Regions from separate parts of the Homo sapiens genome. Here region 2 is linked to region 1. The links are chromatin loops, found by intact Hi-C in ENCODE. Cell type or tissue: heart right ventricle. All regions are shown on one strand. Links, peaks and the distances in the headings refer to the core of each region. The heading gives the core; the rest is flanking DNA.

What was found. A loop is a pair of places that touch in the nucleus more often than their neighbours do. Peaks named below come from ENCODE experiments on the same cell type or tissue, not always from the same donor. Only the 100,000 strongest peaks of a DNase experiment are listed, where the experiment ranks them.
Region 2: it touches region 1 in a loop (2.5-fold over the local background); 8 of 110 quality-filtered maps call a loop at or near these places.

The regions. Positions count from the first base shown.
Region 1 is chr20:23,336,472-23,344,798 of GRCh38, reverse strand. The region is part of intron 1 of NXT1-AS1 (NXT1 antisense RNA 1); the gene reads left to right. Among named protein-coding and RNA genes, the nearest start is that of NXT1, 10 kb to the left of the region's middle. RefSeq lists silencers at 1-162, 4,126-4,175. In heart right ventricle, for the core only: a CTCF peak has its summit at 4,089; a DNase peak (open chromatin) is centred at 4,068.
Region 2 is chr20:23,159,154-23,167,480 of GRCh38, reverse strand. It overlaps LINC03125 (long intergenic non-protein coding RNA 3125), which reads right to left. Exons shown (of 6, transcript NR_199692.1): 2 at 7,613-7,709. It also overlaps the pseudogene RNA5SP478. Among named protein-coding and RNA genes, the nearest start is that of LINC03125, 15 kb to the right of the region's middle. RefSeq lists an enhancer at 5,580-5,629 and a silencer at 7,155-7,254. In heart right ventricle, for the core only: no CTCF peak of the experiment used is centred there; DNase peaks (open chromatin) are centred at 3,070, 4,980, 5,950, 7,960 and 4 weaker places; H3K27ac peaks cover 4,532 bases.

The DNA.
Region 1 (8,327 bases), core at 283-8,282:
GGTGACTGGATCCTCATCACGCTGTGCAGCTCCTCATAGAACAGCATAGAACATATGCTTCAGAATTATTCCCCCTGGAGGGCCAGGAGCGTGTGGGAACTGTGGAATTTACACACAACTCCTGAGAGTGAGGGCTGCCGGGGAGGTGTCGTTTTCTTGTCTGGCAAGAGGGACAGAGAAGCTTTTCTTCCACTGGCCTGGAAAAAAAGCCCTTAGGCATTTGGAAATCAGCTAGAGCCCCCTGAAAAGGGAAGTACCAGGCCTCAGACAGGCACTGAAGGTGTCAATCATAGCAGGCATTTTAAGTGGCTCCACAAGCAGCTTCTGGAGGACCCAGCACATTCAGTGTACTTCACAAGCAACCCCGTGGTGACCTTGGGCATAGCCTCGGAGGTGGCTATTCCTATTGACCCAACCATGTAGGCCAACTGTAGATCTGAGTGGAAAGGGGCTGTGAACCTCATTAAGCCATGGGTGCTCAAAGCTGATGACACAAAGGAAAGGTAAGATGTATGATCCCTGCTCTCGAGCTGAGCTTCGAGCTGAGGGCATGACACTTATAAACACTAGGCTCTTAGGGAATGATGGCCTTGTAAAATGGCCTGTGCTGCTTTGTTTACCAGGAATGCCCTTCTCTGGACATGCAAATCAAAACCCCAATGAGGTGCCATTCTGCAATCTTAGGATGCCTAGAATCAAAAAATAGAAAATAACAAATGTTGGTGAGAATGTGGGGAAATTGGAACCCTTGTGCATCGCTGGTGGGAATGTAAAATGGTTCAGTTACTGTAAAAAACTGTACGATGAGTCCAAAAAAAATTCAGCATAGAACTGCCATATGACCTAGCAATTCTACTTCTAGGTAAATACCCAAAAGAATTGAAAATAGGTACTCAAGTGAGTATTTGTTCATGATTGTTCATAATAGCCAAAAATTAAAAACAATCCAAATGTCCAATGGATGAATGAATAAACAAAATGTGGTATACCCATACAATGGAATATTATTCAGCCATGAAAAATAAAGTACTGGCCAGGTGTGGTGGCTTATGCCTGTAGTCCCAGTGCTTTGAGAGGCTGACGCAGGAGGATTGCTTGGGGCCAGGAGTTCCACACCAGCCTGGGCAACATCATGAGACCTAGCCTCTACAAAAAATAAAAAAAACTTGCTAGCTGTGGTGGGTCACACCTGTAGTACTAGCTATTTGGGAAGATAATGTAGGAGGATCTCTAGAGCTCAGGAGTTCAAGGCTGCAGTGAGCGATGATTATGCCACTGCACTGCAGCCTGGACAACAGAAACCCCATTTCTAAAATAAATAAAAATAAATGAAGTACTGATACATGCTGCAATGTAGATGAACCTTGAAAACATGGTGAAAGAAGCCATACACAGAAGTCACCTGTTGTAGGATTCCATTTCTGTGGAATATCCAGAATAGGTGAATCTGCAGAGAGAATGCCGAATGATGTTTGCCAGGGGCTGTGGGCAGGGAGGAACGGGGAGAAGCAGCTTCATGGGTACCAGGCTTTTGAGTCATGAAAATGTTCTGGAACTGATAGAGGTTGGACGATATTGTGAAACTGCTAAAAGCCGTTGAATTGTTTGCATTAAAATAGCCCATTTTATATAAACTTCACCTCAAGAAATTATTAAACAGAAAAAAAAAATTCTCTTTCCTCGAGGCTCAGTTGACATGCCAGCTGCCCAAAGGCATGTCTTCTGGTCCAAGTGACTGGAGGTGACTTTCGTGACCTCATGGCCACTGGGTTCCTCTGCTTCTAGATGCTTTGTCTCCTAGCTGCCATATGTCCCTTCCTCCTGACTCTGAGAGCTGAGGGCTGGGGCCAGTGTCTGTGTCCCTTCCTCCTGATTCAGGACTGGGGGCTGGGGCCAGCCATTCCTCTCATGCTCTGAGGCTCACACTTACTTCAGCCTTGCTGAGTCGCTTATGCCCCTGCAGCTCCTACTGTGGGTCTGGAGTTTGGGCTCAGCTGTCTTTCTCTGGGGCCATTTGAACAATCCTGGTGGATAGAGCAGAAAGAGCATGCGAACTTGGAGTCAGATAGACCTGCGTGACCTCCTGTGAATGATCTAACCCTCTGAGCCTGTAAAATCAGGGTACCTGCTCCCTGATGTTGGCATGTGGATACCTGAAGAATGCCTGAGTAGTGGGTGCAGCTCTTGTGGCACAATTACCCCAACTCCACTCCCATCTTCTCTTCCTCTCTTAACGGGTCACTGACTTTTCTGGTCCTGAAACACACATGCTCCTCAAAGGGACTTGCCTGGGGCACAACTCTCACTCTGCAGTATCCCTACTTGTGAGCTCCCCATATCCTAGACTAGGGTCCCAGACCCGAGGCCCTCCATAATAAGACATGAGCTGGGTTCCCACCATTCTCCCCCGTGCCATGTTTCGGCCACGCGGAATCCATGCTGCTTGCCGCAGTCCTTAGGCTGCCCTCTCTGCCTTGTGTACCTTGCCCCCATTTCTGCACACATTTCCGCTATCCTTCAGGGACTGGCTCAGATGCCACCTTCTCTTTACAGCCATCCCACTTTGTGGAAAGGTCTGTGGTGTTCCCCCCTCTGAACATTCCTGTGCCCCTTTTGTGGCATTCATTTCTCGCTCTCTCCCCAGTGTTCGGCCAGGCCGTGTGGGCCCAGGGCGAGGCCCTGGTTTGCCCAGCATCAGCAGAGACGTTTTAGTGATGCATGGATCTGAGGGCTGGTCTGTGTGCGGAGAGAGGCTGCTCCCAAGTGGGAGATGCTGAGGTGCTTGGCAAAGATGGGACTTGAGAGAGGCCTTGATTGATGAGTGGGCTTTGAATAAGGAATCAAAGAGTCTTGAGAGCTCAGAAGTGAGCGGCAAGCACTTTTTGTCTCCCCCTGCAGCCTGGGAAAGCTGAGTGGAGCAGACAGTGAGATACCCTCTTCACTCCTTTCCAGACCAGGGTTTTCTGGCCACAGTCTTGGACCTTACTCATGGCAGGGCAGGAATGCCCAGAGTTAACACCCAAGAGCATCCTTCAGTAAGGACAGATGGGAATTGGAGGGTTCCAACCCTTCCAGTCCCTCAGGCAGGACATCTCTGAGGCACACCCCGCATCATCCCGGAGCTCCCCAGGGACTGAGCCAGGCACCTGCAGTGCTGCCCCTGTACTGGCTTCCCCCTGCCCTACCTCACATCCCCATACCCCAACAGGTGCCCCTGGGATCACCTCTCAAATAAGTGGCTTGCAGTGCAATTGTTGTCTCAGGGGCTGCTGCTGGGGACTCTGTCTAAGCTAGGGAGCAAAGAAAGGACTTTCTCTCACTGTTGAAACACCTGAAGAATGTCTAGATGGGTTTTCCTGGTCCCTTGAAGGGTCAATGCCTTGGCTAACAGCTCTCTTTTGGTGCCAGACAGTAACAAATCTAATGCAAACTACAGTTCTCAAAGTGAGGGAGCGTCAGAATCCTTGCTAACACTAGGGTGCCAGAGCCTTAGCTTCAAAGTTTCAGACATAGCAGGGCCAAGGGAGGCCAGAATTTGCATTTCTAACCAATTTCTAGTCATACTGGAAAGCCGGGACCACACTTTGAAAACAACTGCTCTTGACTAGAGAATAAAAGTAGCCTGGGTTGAAAAGTGCTCTGCAGCTTTTTTAATGAAGTAAATTATTATTTTACACTCTTCTGCAATTAGTTCAGCCTTGACTGTTGAGCTTAGTTTTCCTTTTTTTTTTTTTTTTTTTGAGACGGAGTCTCGCTCTGTTGCCAGGTTGCAGTGCAGTGGCGTGATCTCAGCTCACTGCAACCTCCACCTCCTGGGTTCAAGCAATTCTTGTGCCTGAGCCTCCCGAGTAGCTGAGACTACAGGCATGTGCCACCTTGCCCAGCTAATTTTTCTATTTTTAGTGGAGATGGGGTTTCGCCGTGTTGGCCAGGCTGATCTCAAACTCCTGACCTCAGGTGATCTGCCCGCTTCGGCCTCCCAAAATGTTGGGATTACAGGCATGAGCCACTGCGCCCAGCCAGTTTTCCCGCTTTTGAAGCTGTCTGATCTGTCTTGCTCTTCAAATCTGAATTGCCATTCACAGAAGCAGCCACACGAGGGTGGTCTAGCCTTTGACAAGAGCCGCTCTGCTTGCGTTGTAGACAGGATCTGAGTGACACCTTTTCTGATCAAGAAACCAAAGTGTTCCTTCCCTATATCAAACATAGGGCATTTAAAAAGTCCAAGATAATCTCCTTTGTCTTGACAGGTGGCTGCTCAGAGAGGCTTTTTTGTTTTTCTCTAGGATATTTTAGAAACGGTTTGGGAAAGCAGAGGTCTCTGCCTCTCCAAAGCAGCACAGCTTTTAGTGTGGTTCTATTTCAAATTCTGAGGTACTGTCTCAAAAATGCTTCCTGGTGAGCATTTTGGTCTAATGGCTGACTTTGGCACTTTGTCCCGGGATGGTTCCGAGGCGATGAATGCACAGTGTACAATGGGATGACCGCGATGGCATGTGGGGGATCAGCTCAGGGTGCCGGCGCAAGGCCCCAGGCAGCCCGTTCTTGCCAGCCAGTGCCTATGACCAGCGAGGGGTGGGGGCATCGAGAAGATCCTGCCCCTCCCCACGACCCTACCCCTTCTCCCGTGACATCAGAGTGTCATCCCAGGTGGAATATTCCCAGTATCCCTTCCTGCTCCCAGCTGTGGGCCCCTGGAGGGCACTCCGGGTGATGAGGATTCTCATCCCTGCTGAGTTGGAAAGGGGCACCCTGACAGGAGAGCTGGCCATGCCCCAAGCCTCCCCAGCCTTGCCCTCTGCATTCCTTGAGGGCCCTGTCTTCATGGGGATGGGGGATGGCAGCTGTCAGCAACAGGCCAAGTGGTTCTCTCTTCTGTCCCCAGCCTCGAGTGGAAGCAGAGGCTGCATTAATTTAATTTAAAAATTTAAGCCAAAGTTCCAACTCGTGGTACAGAGATCCAAGAGCATAGAAGGTTTGTAAGGAGAGCAGGTACCTCTTGTCCTGCCCCTTGCTTTCCCTCGCATTCAGGCTCGTGGGGTAAACACTTGCAACTGTTCCTATGTTTTTGTTCTTTTGGCAGTTACCTCTGTAATTCTAAATAATGAGCTTGTAATTCAATTGCTTGACTTATCAATTTTGGACAATCTTCAATGACTATTACAATGGAATCTTACAAAATAGTCTCTTAGCTAATTTCATTAGATTTAGTTCTAGTGATGACCTTTATAGCTTTAAATATGTAATTCCTCTCTGCTTCTTATTCCATCAATGATAGAGACTGTTGTCTAACTCTCTGCCCTCTCGGACGGGGATAACAGTTCTCTCAACCATCTCTTCCTAAGTCCCATCTCTGTGACTAACCCTTGAGCTGCTGTCACCTCCATGCTCTCCTCCACCTGTGGAAATAGAACCCTGACTTGCGTGTGGCCACTCAGCCTGAAGACCATGCTTCCTACTTTCTCTCCCACTAGCTGTGGCATATACCTCATCTGGTTGATGAGATGTAGTTTGAAGTGTTGTGTGGGACTTCCTAAAACTAGGGAGGCTAGGCCATCTCCCATGTCTTCATTCAACTGCTTGAAATGCAGATGTGATGGCTGGCACTTTGGCTGCTATTTTGGACCATGCAGATGTGGGCCAGATCCTAGGGATGGTAGAGAGGAGGGTGGAAGGACTTGGCTCCCTTTATTTCATAGAGCTATGATAAGTTCTCTTTTAGGCAAGTGAGAACTACAAGTCTATTTTGTTTACATCATTTTGAGCTCATCAGTTAGATGCCATCAAAACTAATTCTAGATAATATGGTAAAAACTGTCTTCACATTTACAGCATCAAGGATGACTACATTTACCTTCTGTTCTACAGCGATGATTAGGTTTATTCTTTGTCTAGATTGAGTCTAAGCATTGAAAAGAAATAAGAAGCATTTTCACTATTAGGCCTAACTGTTGATTACTATAGAAACACACACATGTAGGACTTGCTCTGTTCTCTCCCACGATGTCTGTACCCCCTAAAGGGTGACTTTCCCAGATTCAAAGTCCAGTGTACAGCCTTCTCTTTTCCAACCCTCCTTACACCATGCTTATTTTAGTTTACTTTCTATTCGGCTATATCTTTATGGAACAGGATCTTGTTTTTCTTGGAATTCCTAATTGTTTTTGTCTTTGTTGCTTTTGCTGTTGACAAAATAATGTGCCTTAATCCCTTCATCTCATGGGCCAGCCTTTCCAGAGCACCCCTCATTGCTTGAAAAGCCCTTTACCCCTGGAGTCACTCCCTAATGATCCTTGGACCTTTCCAGTCTGTATGGGTTTCCTTCATCCTCTGGAAAAGTTATTCTATTTTTTTTATGGCTTTCCCCCATTTACTTTCTCTCCTCTTTCTCTTGTTTTTGCAATTTTGGCCTCTCTCTTGCTTGCTTGCTTTCTTTTTTTTTTTTTTTTTTTTTTTTTGCCTGTGCCCTGGGAATTAAAAACAAACAAATAACTTTATTGTGTATCCTTTCTATTGACTTATTATTTGCCTTATCTGGCCAATTATATCTTTATTTTCTAAGCTTACTTTCATGATCTCATGTTCCTGACTGGTCCTTTTTTCTAGTATTCTGTTCTTCTATTGTACTTTTTGCCTTGTTCCTTTTTATATATAAGGAATGCAATTACCTCTCAAAATTTATGAGAACAAACTCAAGTCCATAGAAACCTCTGGAGCTGAGAATCCTCAGTTCAAATGCTGGCTCTGCCACTTACCAGCTGCATGATCTTGGGCAAGTTAATCTGCCTCAAGGCTTTGGCAAGATCAAAGGGTTGCTATGACCTGATGCACACATGGTACCTGACTTCAGGTAGGTACTGAGTGCATGTCACTGGTGGCAGATTGCATTGCCCAAAGGCGTCTGAACAATTAAAGATGTCCCAGACCTCCTGCTCTAACAACATGACTGACATTGCTCTCACTGAGAGGTGGCGTCTATGTTCCTCCCGTTTAATCTGGGAAGAGAGGAGTTCCCAGGCTAGGTCATAGAAGGTGATGCAGGTTCCACTCAGCTCACCTGTGCTCACTCCCTCTTCTTTTTTTTCCTCTCTCTCTCTCTCTCCCTCCAACTCCCCATACCTCTGTCTCTCTCTGCTCACCCTTGAATGCAGCTACCATGCTGTGAGGAAACCTGGACTAGGCCAGCTGGAAAGAGGACATGGACAGGCCTATTTGGGGAGGAGCTGAGTGAGGCCCCAGTGACAGCAAACATCAGTTGTCAGATGTGCAATGGATGAGCCTTCAGCAGGCTCTGCTGTGCCCTTTTCAAATGCATATTTATTATGCAGCCAGAGTTGGCAGCAAGCACTAAGCTGTGACAGTGCATGAAGTAATTTAATTGGTGAGGCCCATTCTTGCAACTACCTCTGTGACTAGTGGAGACAACTCAGATCCCAGATAAAGGATGGGGTGCTGGGTCAGCATGCCAAACCCAAGCTACCCCAGGGGGCTCAGAGGAAGAATAATGTGCTGGAAAGTGCTCTGTGGCATGTAAAAATGGGTGTCTTCTCAGGATCTAGCAGTGGGACTAGATTTGGGTAGAAGTGCCAAATGAGAGAAAGCAAAGACCCTAAGGATGAGATTTAATGAGGTTGCTGCCCTGTGTCTGGCCTGTCCCCCGCTGGTGCTCCTCTTCCAAGGGCATTCCTGCCCATGGGGAACAGAGGCTTTGGGTAAGGAACACAGCCATCATATTGTATGAACAGCCACACAGGGAGGCTGGCATGAAGCTAATACAGGCTAGAAGTCTCTCCTGGGAGGAGGCTGCCACGTGGGGGTCACAGAGTGCTGAGGGCCACTTGGAAAGTTGTGGATCCAACAAGGATCCTGGGCCCTGGAAGCTCCACAGCATCCCTCAGTAGCAGGCTGTGAAGTATCTGACCTGTGTTATCAGTAGACGGTCTTGGTCTTGACTGCAAGTTGTCCAGGTTCTTGGTGTTTTGAACAAAGAATTAGATAAAATGCACAGCAAAGCAAGGAAAGAATGAAGCAATGAAAGAGCAAAAACAGATATTTATTGAAAATGAAAGTACACTCCACAGTGTGGGAATGGGTGGAGCAGCAGCTCAAGGTCCAGGATATAGAATCTACAGAGTCCAAATGCCCCTTAGAGGTTTCCCATTGGCCACTTGGTGTTCACCCGGTGTAAATGAAGTGGCGGCCTGCTTTCTGCAACCAATCAGAGGCTGAAGTGAAGTTACAAAGTTACGCTCCTATGCAACATCTGATTGGTTGCACAAAGCAACCAATCAGAGGTATTTTCAGTTTCGCATCTGCTGCACAGAAAA
Region 2 (8,327 bases), core at 319-8,318, 180 kb after region 1:
AGTTTCGTTGTCTCCTGTGTGCTGCCACATTCACACACTGATGCCAAGATCTGCTTTGTTTTGTCTTTGGTGGGGAAAGGCTGTGATAGCTAGTCATGCCAGATGTTTTCTGCTTATACCTCTCAATTAGTGTTTTTTGTTTGTTTGTTTTTTTGTTTGTTTTTGAGACAGAGTCTTGCTTTGTCACCCAGGCTGGAGTACAGTGGTACGATCTTGGCTTACTGCAACCCCCGCCTTCTGGTTCAAGCGATTCTCCTGCCTCAGCCTCCCAAGTATCTGGGATTACAGGCGCCCATCACCATGCCCGGCTAATTTTTGTAATTTTAGTTGATACAGGGTTTCACCATATTGGCCAGGCTGGTGTTGAACTCCTGACCTCAAGTGATCCACTCGCCTCAGCCTCCCAAAGTGCTGGGATTACAGGCACGAGTCACCGTGCCCGGCCATCAATTAGTGTTTTCTAACATTTAAGTTTCTAAAAATTAAAGCCAGGTAGAATAAATGGTTGTGGAAATCTCACAAGAGTGCTCTCACACACAGATCTTACCTTTCTGCACGATGCCACCTGCCCACCTTCCCTCCTTGGCCCTTTTCTCTCTGTGGCAGACCTGGCCGTGTCCCGCCCATCCTCCCAGGGCTCTGCCCAACTTCCCAGGACCTGCTGGTGTAGTCATTCTGGTTCCTAAAGGCTCTTCCCAGAGCCACTGGGGCTGTGCCACCCACACTGCAGGTGCCTGGAAGTGCAGGAAACAAGCATCCCGGGAGGAGCTCCTGGCCAAGGCCCGAGCCAGCTGCTCAGAGCACACCAGCTCCCTTGCCCTGCCCAGGATGCCTCTGAGGCCCGGGGTTTGCCCAGTCTCCTAGAGCCTCTATGCAAGCATTAAGCTCCGTTGCCCACCTAGTAATGCTGGCTTGACAGAGCTCCATTCCATGGCACCATTATCCCCACTTCCCTCCTGGAGATCCCTGAACCTTCTAAATAGGTGGGAGTCAATGACTTGGATTTGAGTGAACCTAAACCAAAGCAAGCCCTGCATTAATTTTCTAAAGCATGTCTCACTGTGCTATGCCCTGGATCAAACACCTCAAGGGTTTTCTTGCTACTTCTAGGAAAAAGAGGGGACCCTTTGTTTGATGCTAAGACTTTCTTTATCTGTCCCAAGATTCCTTACCAACCTCACCTGTCTTTGATGCCTACATCATATCCACACCCTGTGTGCTCTGGGGCCCCCCGAGCCCCTTGGGCTGCAGCCGGCGCCTGCACTGATGCACACTCAGTCTGTCAACAAAAATGCAGGCTCTCAGCTGAGTGGACCTGGCTCCAGGGCAGATCCTTATGAGGCCTACTCTGATTTCCCAGAATGAAGCTCCTGGTGACTTTGCTGTGCTTCCAGAGCTTTCAGCTCAACCCTATAGAAGGACATGCGTGCATGGGGTATTGTTTGCGGGCTCACATGGGAGTCCCCTCCACCCACTGATGGTGAGCACCGTATTCACTGGGATATGGTCCCGATCTTCACAAATTCCTGTTGATCACTAAACTGGGTTGACTGTCAATAACATTTTGTTAAGGGAAGAAATCAGTAAATGGATGGATTTTGTTAAAGGAAGAATAAGTAAATGGATGGGTTTGTGTCCCCTTTCCTATCCACTCTCCGTGGAGGAGATGGCAAGAACTTTTTGCAAAACAACTCAGTCCTTTCATCGCTTGCTTGGACGTGGCTTGTCACCACACTGGTGCGTCAGCAGCACCTGCGAGGGGTGCTGTGATGTGGCCCCTGGGCAGCTCTCTGCAGGCATCTCCCATGGCACTCCTGGCATTGCCCCTCTTGGCCACACCCACCTTCTCTCTTTTGTTTGCACACTCAGCTTCTCCAGTCTCTAAGGATCTTTGGACTCCCTGCCCTCCTCACCCACAGGGCCGTGCTTGAAGTCTTTGCAGCTGGTCACATGGTAAGGACAGTTCCCAGCACAGAGGTGACTCTCTTTTTTGCCCTGCCTCAACCACCCGCCTACCCCGAGATGCTGAGACCTTCCCTATGTGCTCCTGCACTGGAGCTAAGCTCCTTCCTTGCTGAGGCTCGCGCATTATTCGAATTCCCCACTAGAGCGCATGCTCTGCTGGCCTCTGCCCAAGAGTGGGACCCGCAGCCCCGCTCCCAACGTGGGATCAGCCCAGCCTCCCCCAGGAGATGATTTCTCCTCTCTGGGAAAGGCCACCCCACAATTTGATCTGATGAGAAACCTCACAGTTCTTTCCCCTCAAAGACTCAGAGGGCTATAAAGGCAGTTAAAAGTAATTTTAAAAAGCTTTTTGGCTGGGCGCAGTGGCTCAAGCCTGTAATCCCAGCACTTTGGGAAGCCAAGATGGGTGGATCACCTGAGGTCAGGAGTTTGAGACCAGCCTGACCAACATGGTAAAACCCCATCTCTACTAAAAATACAAAAATTAGCTGGGCGTGGTGGCGTGTGCCTATAATCTCAGCTACTCCAGAGGCTCACTGAGGCAGGAGAATCGCTTGAACTGGGAGGCAGAGCCTGCAGTGAGCTGAGATTGTGCCATTGCACTCCAGCCTGGGCAATGAGAGGAATGCCTCTTTAAAAAAATGCTTTTTGAGGCTGAAAATTACACTGAGGAAAGGTGCAGAGAGAAGGAAAGGCCTGGACACAGAAGTGGAAAATGGAGTGGGACGAGGAGGGGACAGGGCCACATGGCAGGGAGTGTGGGAGGAGGGAGAGCGGCTAGGGTGGCCGCACTTCCTGAGTGAAAGACAAGGCCACAGGTGCTCATTTTGGCCAGTGGGGTGGATAAAGGAATCATCTTTGTTTATCGGATATTTCGGGAATGTGTGTTCTTTTTCTCGCAGCTGATAGAGGCCTTTTCCCTGGACACATCCCAAATGGATATAACCGGCAGAAAACCCTTGGAGCAGCCAGTGTCCCAGGTCCCCCACGGCCGCCACACAGCCCTGAGCTCCATCTGGGAGAGGAGGAGGCTGGCCAGCTCTCAGCCCTGCGGGAGCGTGAATAACCCTGGCAAGGGACACACTTCTGGAAGGCGAAGTGCCCATTCGAGGCCCCCAGCCGCTTTGTTGCATGTCCGGCAGCTCACTGTGCAGTCCCAGCCAGCTGCAGCTCAGCACAGCCTGCGAGCCCAGCCTGCCTATGGCTGCACTGTGTCTCCAGGACGGACTTTGGAATCAACCGGTTTACGTTTCCTTTCCCTCCCTTCTTACTGTTCTGCCACCAGACAGCCCCAGAAAGCTGGAGGCAGAACCAAAAAAGTTATAAATACTGCAGAATCTACGGGTGGGTAGGTGGACCCTGCGGCCCTCAGAGGCCCAGAAACCTAACTGAGCTCCTGCTCCCACAGCCTGCCTGTCATCAGCTGCAACTGCTCTACCTACAGGTGCAACTGAACTAAAGCTAGAGAAAATTTTAGGATTCTCCAAGCCAGGGATCTCCAGCACTGTCACACATTAATGAATCACTTGCATTAAATGAAGATGCCCAGGCTGCACCCCGGGCCCGAGACACCAGAATCTTTGTGCTTGGGGTTTGCACATCAACATTTTGCAAAGCTTGCCGGGTGATTCTGGCATGTGGACAAGGCTGAGGCACATGGCTTTGCAGAGAAGAACTAAAATTGCCATCAAGGTGCAATTTTCAGGACATCCATTCATCCAGCGGTCCCACGCACATCACCTTTCATGTGCCTCTCTGGCCCACCATTCTGCCTCCATCCTTGTCCAGGGCCAGATGCTCTCCCCCAGGCTGCAGAAGGGGTTTCCTCTTTGGTTTTGTACTCTGCTCTGCTGGCCCTCTGTGACCGTCCCATCTCATCCTCACATCTGTCTTCCCAAAGGTAGATGGCAATATCTGACCATGTGGCCACTATGTGTTGAATGAATAAATAGATTTTTGTACCTGCTCTGGTGGGAAGATGCTCCCGAGATGCTCCCACCCTGACCACCCCTGCAGGTCCTCCAGTTTCCAGATATCTCATTTTGAACCCGTCCTGATGCCCACAGGGCTCTGTTTAGCAGTCGTAGCTTTAGCTCCCAGGGGTCTCTTTATGTTCCCTCCCTGGGGCTGCTGGCCTGGGATTGTAGGAAGTGTCACTGTTGCCTCCTTCACAGCTGTCAACCACGGGGTCAGCAGGGGCTGTAACCCTTTTCCAAGGAGGATACTGCCCTCACCACAGTTCCAAAGGTGAAAGCCCAACATGTTCATCCAGATGCTGTTTGTAGCTCACAGGCCTGGGCTGCAGATGAAGCAAGCTCCACTTGGCAAGTGCAGCCACTGAGTGCTGGCCTGTGCAGGCTGCTTGCTATCTGTGTGCACCGTCCCTCTCTGTCCCCGGTGTAGGAGGACACCTGCCCAAGGCTGGCTGGGCCTGCCTCCTGCTCTCCTCAGACAGCTCCTTCCTCATTGGGAGAGATGAGGAGAGAGGAGGTTGGCCAGTCAGGTCTTGGGGAGAGACCCTGCAGAGTGCTTCAGATCCCTGCGGCCCAGTTCCAGGATGTGCGGGACCTGGCCAGCAGAAGGCACGGGACTTACATCTTGGAGTCAGAATGGGACCTTGCTGCTAGAATCTTCCCTTTTTGGGGTATAGGGAGCCAAAGGGAAGGAGGGGCCTGGTGGGAGCCCCTCCAACCCAGGGAAGCAGAAGCTGGGGTGTCCCTAACGGAATTTTATAGCATTGGCTTCCTCCAGGAGAGGGCGTGCCCCCAAGCAGGACCCTCTGAACTGGGTGCCCAGACCAACCCTCTGCTGTGCTTCTACCATCAGTCCTGGCGCAGCCCCAGGCCCCTCTGTCCAGTGCCAACCAGGGTCCATCTGGATGACACATCTATCCATGCATCCTGGAAGCCAGGAGCGCTCTTAGGCCTCGAGAGGAGCCCTCTCTACGGAGCACATGTCTGCAGCGAGCGTAGGGGTGGGGGAGCAGCTGCCCCGGCGTTCTCATTTCCGTGTTGACGCAGTCACTGAGTACCTTACAACACACTGGGCACAGTGCCAGGTACTCAGTGAACCCAAGTGTTAAGGCCCAGCCCTCATGCAGTGTGCTGTCTGGTGGGGAGACAGATATTTAATACGTCATTGCATGACTTACTCTAAATTATATCACAAATGTAATGAGCACAATGAGAAAAAAGGTGCTATGAGGGAGAATACCTGGGGGTCCCTCCTCCTCTGGGGGATTGGGGGCTGCTCCAAGGAGAACCTGCTCCTTTGAATGTGAGATGCCAGGGCTTGGCCTTCCCTGGCTTCAACCACACTCATCCCAAAGTTAACACCTCTGTGTGCCAACTATCCCTGTGGCTAGAGGCGTCTGGCCTCTCTTCTCCCTGGTGGGAAATTGTGTCCATCTCCCAGGGCCTAAGTTGAGACCCTTTTCTGCTGTGGAGCTGCCTTTGCTGTTCCATTCCACACAGCTGCAGCCATTTCAACTCCAGGAGGCTACTTTGAACCCAATTTTTACATTTCCCCTGCTATTTTCTAGTAATGTCATATATGTTACTCTGCTTTCTGCAAATGCGAGGTGAACTGAGGAAGGGGTTCCCCGTTGGAGGGTGTCAGTGCCTCCGGGTTTATCCAGTCACTCAACTCATGTATTGGGTTCCTGCTATGCACCAGCCCAACAGTGTGTCCAGGACTACAGCGGTGAGCCTGTGTGGGAGGAAATGGGGAAGCAGCCAGGAAGGCTGGGGAGCCATCGTCTCAGCCCGGGGCCACAGCCGCTGCACCCCACCCCCAACAGCTAGGAAGGCTGGGGAGCCATCGTTTCAGCCCGGGGCCACAGCCGCTGCGCCCCTCCACAGTGGAGGATCTGCTCCAGGGCCCTGCACTCGCACAGCAGTTTCCTGTGCTCGCATGCTAGTGTGGCTCAAGAACTTTCAGATTGCACACTCATACTTTACTCAGCTCTGTCAGGATCCCTGGGTCTGCACAGAATGTCAGTCCTGACTTGTGAAAAGCAGGCTAGGGGGATGGAGCCTCAGCATGCCTAAGCCAGGCCTCCTGGGGGAGCTGGGGCTGGCTCCTGCGGCCTCCTGGGCTCACCTTGCTGCCTTGTCTTGCCTCAGCCTCTCCCTCTGCCCACACCTCGAGGTGCCAGCCGAGGTTCCTAGAGGCAGGAGTGGCCCAGAGGCGATCCGAAACCCCACGGACGCTTACTTGGTGGCACAGCCTCCTCTGAGAGTTTCCACAAGCAAGGACCCTGGTGTGTTCCACCACCGACCCTGAGGCCTGTGAGGAAACCCAGGGCTGGACTCCAGGCTGCTCAGTGTGGGAGAGTCTCAGAGAACTCCAGAGGGTGACACTCACACCCGACAAGGAGACATTGCCCTGTGTATGTGTTGGGGGCTGGGGGGGAGTTGGGCTGTCAGCGGAGATGCCCTTGGGTGGCACCCGTCCATATGGGCTTTTCTTTTCAGAAGTCTGCAGAGCTGGGTCTGGAAGCTAGGGCAGCAACATGATTTAGCAACACAGAAAATAATATTTCTGCCAAGAGCCATACCACCCTGAACATGCCCCATCTCAGCAGATCTCAGAAGCTCAGCAGGGTCTGGCCTGGTTAGTACCTTGATGGGAGACTGAGACTATCAGGTGCTATAGGCTTAAAAAAAAATTCCAGTTTCTCCCTGCTCTAAACCCCTGCTCTTCATTTCCTGACCATTGCCTAAGGACCCATTCAGAGGACTGGAAACCTCTGAATGAGTCTCAGCCTCTCCCTTGCTTGCTCCTAAGGAGAGCTGGGTGTTAGCCAGCCAAGTCTGGGGTGCAGAAACTGTTGAGAGGACGAAGACAGGCAGGGTGGGCGGAGACAGGAAGGGAAGGAGATTCCTGCTTCTTGGATCAGCTTCTGAGCCCTCTTTTGTTTTGAAGAATTCAGGTAATGGGTAAATAGGGAGAAAACTTTACAGTCCATGTAAAATGCTGATAGAGCACAGACAGAAGATGAAAATAGGAAAGACTCAAAAGCTGGAAGTGATGTGAATGTTTGCCATTTCAAGTGAAAGGCTACCGAGTTTTGGAAGAATAAGAAAATAAATAAAACATAATTTTAAGAAGTGTTGCTCTGGTTTTTAAATTGAATCCCTTTTAGCATTCTTCCAGACACCTGAGTGAAAACTGAAACTAACCATAGATGCCTTTTGTTTTAGCCTGGTGCTGCTTTGACAGTGACTCTGTGTATAGCCTGGACCACATGAAGCCCAATTTATATTTCGGTTACACACACACAGGTGCACGCACACACACTATAGAAATACATCTCAGAAATGTACTCTTAAGGGGACAACTGAAATGATTCATTGCACCATGGAAATGTATTCGTTCATCTGTTAAGCAGCCGTGTCTATCTCACTGATGGATTAAGGTCCAGTTTCATTCTGTATGCTGACTCCTTCATTCCCTCCTCCTTGGCAAAGCATTTTACTTCAGCTAGCTTCAAAGGGTGTCACACCCAGGGTAAAGAAATAAGTCTCCTCTCTGCTTTAAATTTCACAATGAACCCTGCTATAGAAATCATAAAAAGAGTTGCTTTTCTCATCTGCTGCAGCCAGCCCCAAAGTACATCCAGCCATATCAAATTAAAGCTGCTTACCAGAGACCATGTCAGCTCTGGGTGAAAGTAGTGCAGAAGAAGCATTGCTGAACTTCCTGGAACTTGTGGACAGAACATCTGCCAGGGCAGCTGGGAGCTGAAGGACCAAGAAAATTAAAACCCAGTGACAAGATGAATGAGGATCCCTTGCTCCCATGTTGTGTCTAATTACCCAGAGGAAAAGCCAACAATGGGTACTGTAAATTGTCCTTGGAAAACAATCCTGGGAGTGGTTCTGCCCTTCTGTGTCCCCAGCCAAGCTTCCCCACCCACCCCACCCCCAGGCTGGCTCCACCAGCCTCCTTCTAAGGAGCACTTCAAGTGTGCTCCATCCTGCTCCACACCCCCGGGTGCCACTTCCTCTGCTTTTCCTCTCCCTAAATGAGGCCTCACCCCCTTCCTGTTTTCTGGGTCACTAATGACTTCAACTCAGGGAAGGGAAATGTTATCTTGAGCCCTTTCCTTTGTCTTCACCTTCACTATTTGGCTTAGCTGTAGATCTAACGATACATGAGGGGAAGAACCACTTTGGGTGCTTGAAAATGGGGTACAAGGAACCAGTGACTGACTCTGGTGCTTGTTGGGCGGTTCCACCAGGTGCTGGGACCCTTGTCTTCAAGTCCAGCTTGCACCGGTGGCAAGGGGCAGAAATGATGTCCCAGGGCAAAGTACCAGAATAAAAATCACGTGCACACACAGGCTTTGGTCAGTTGTA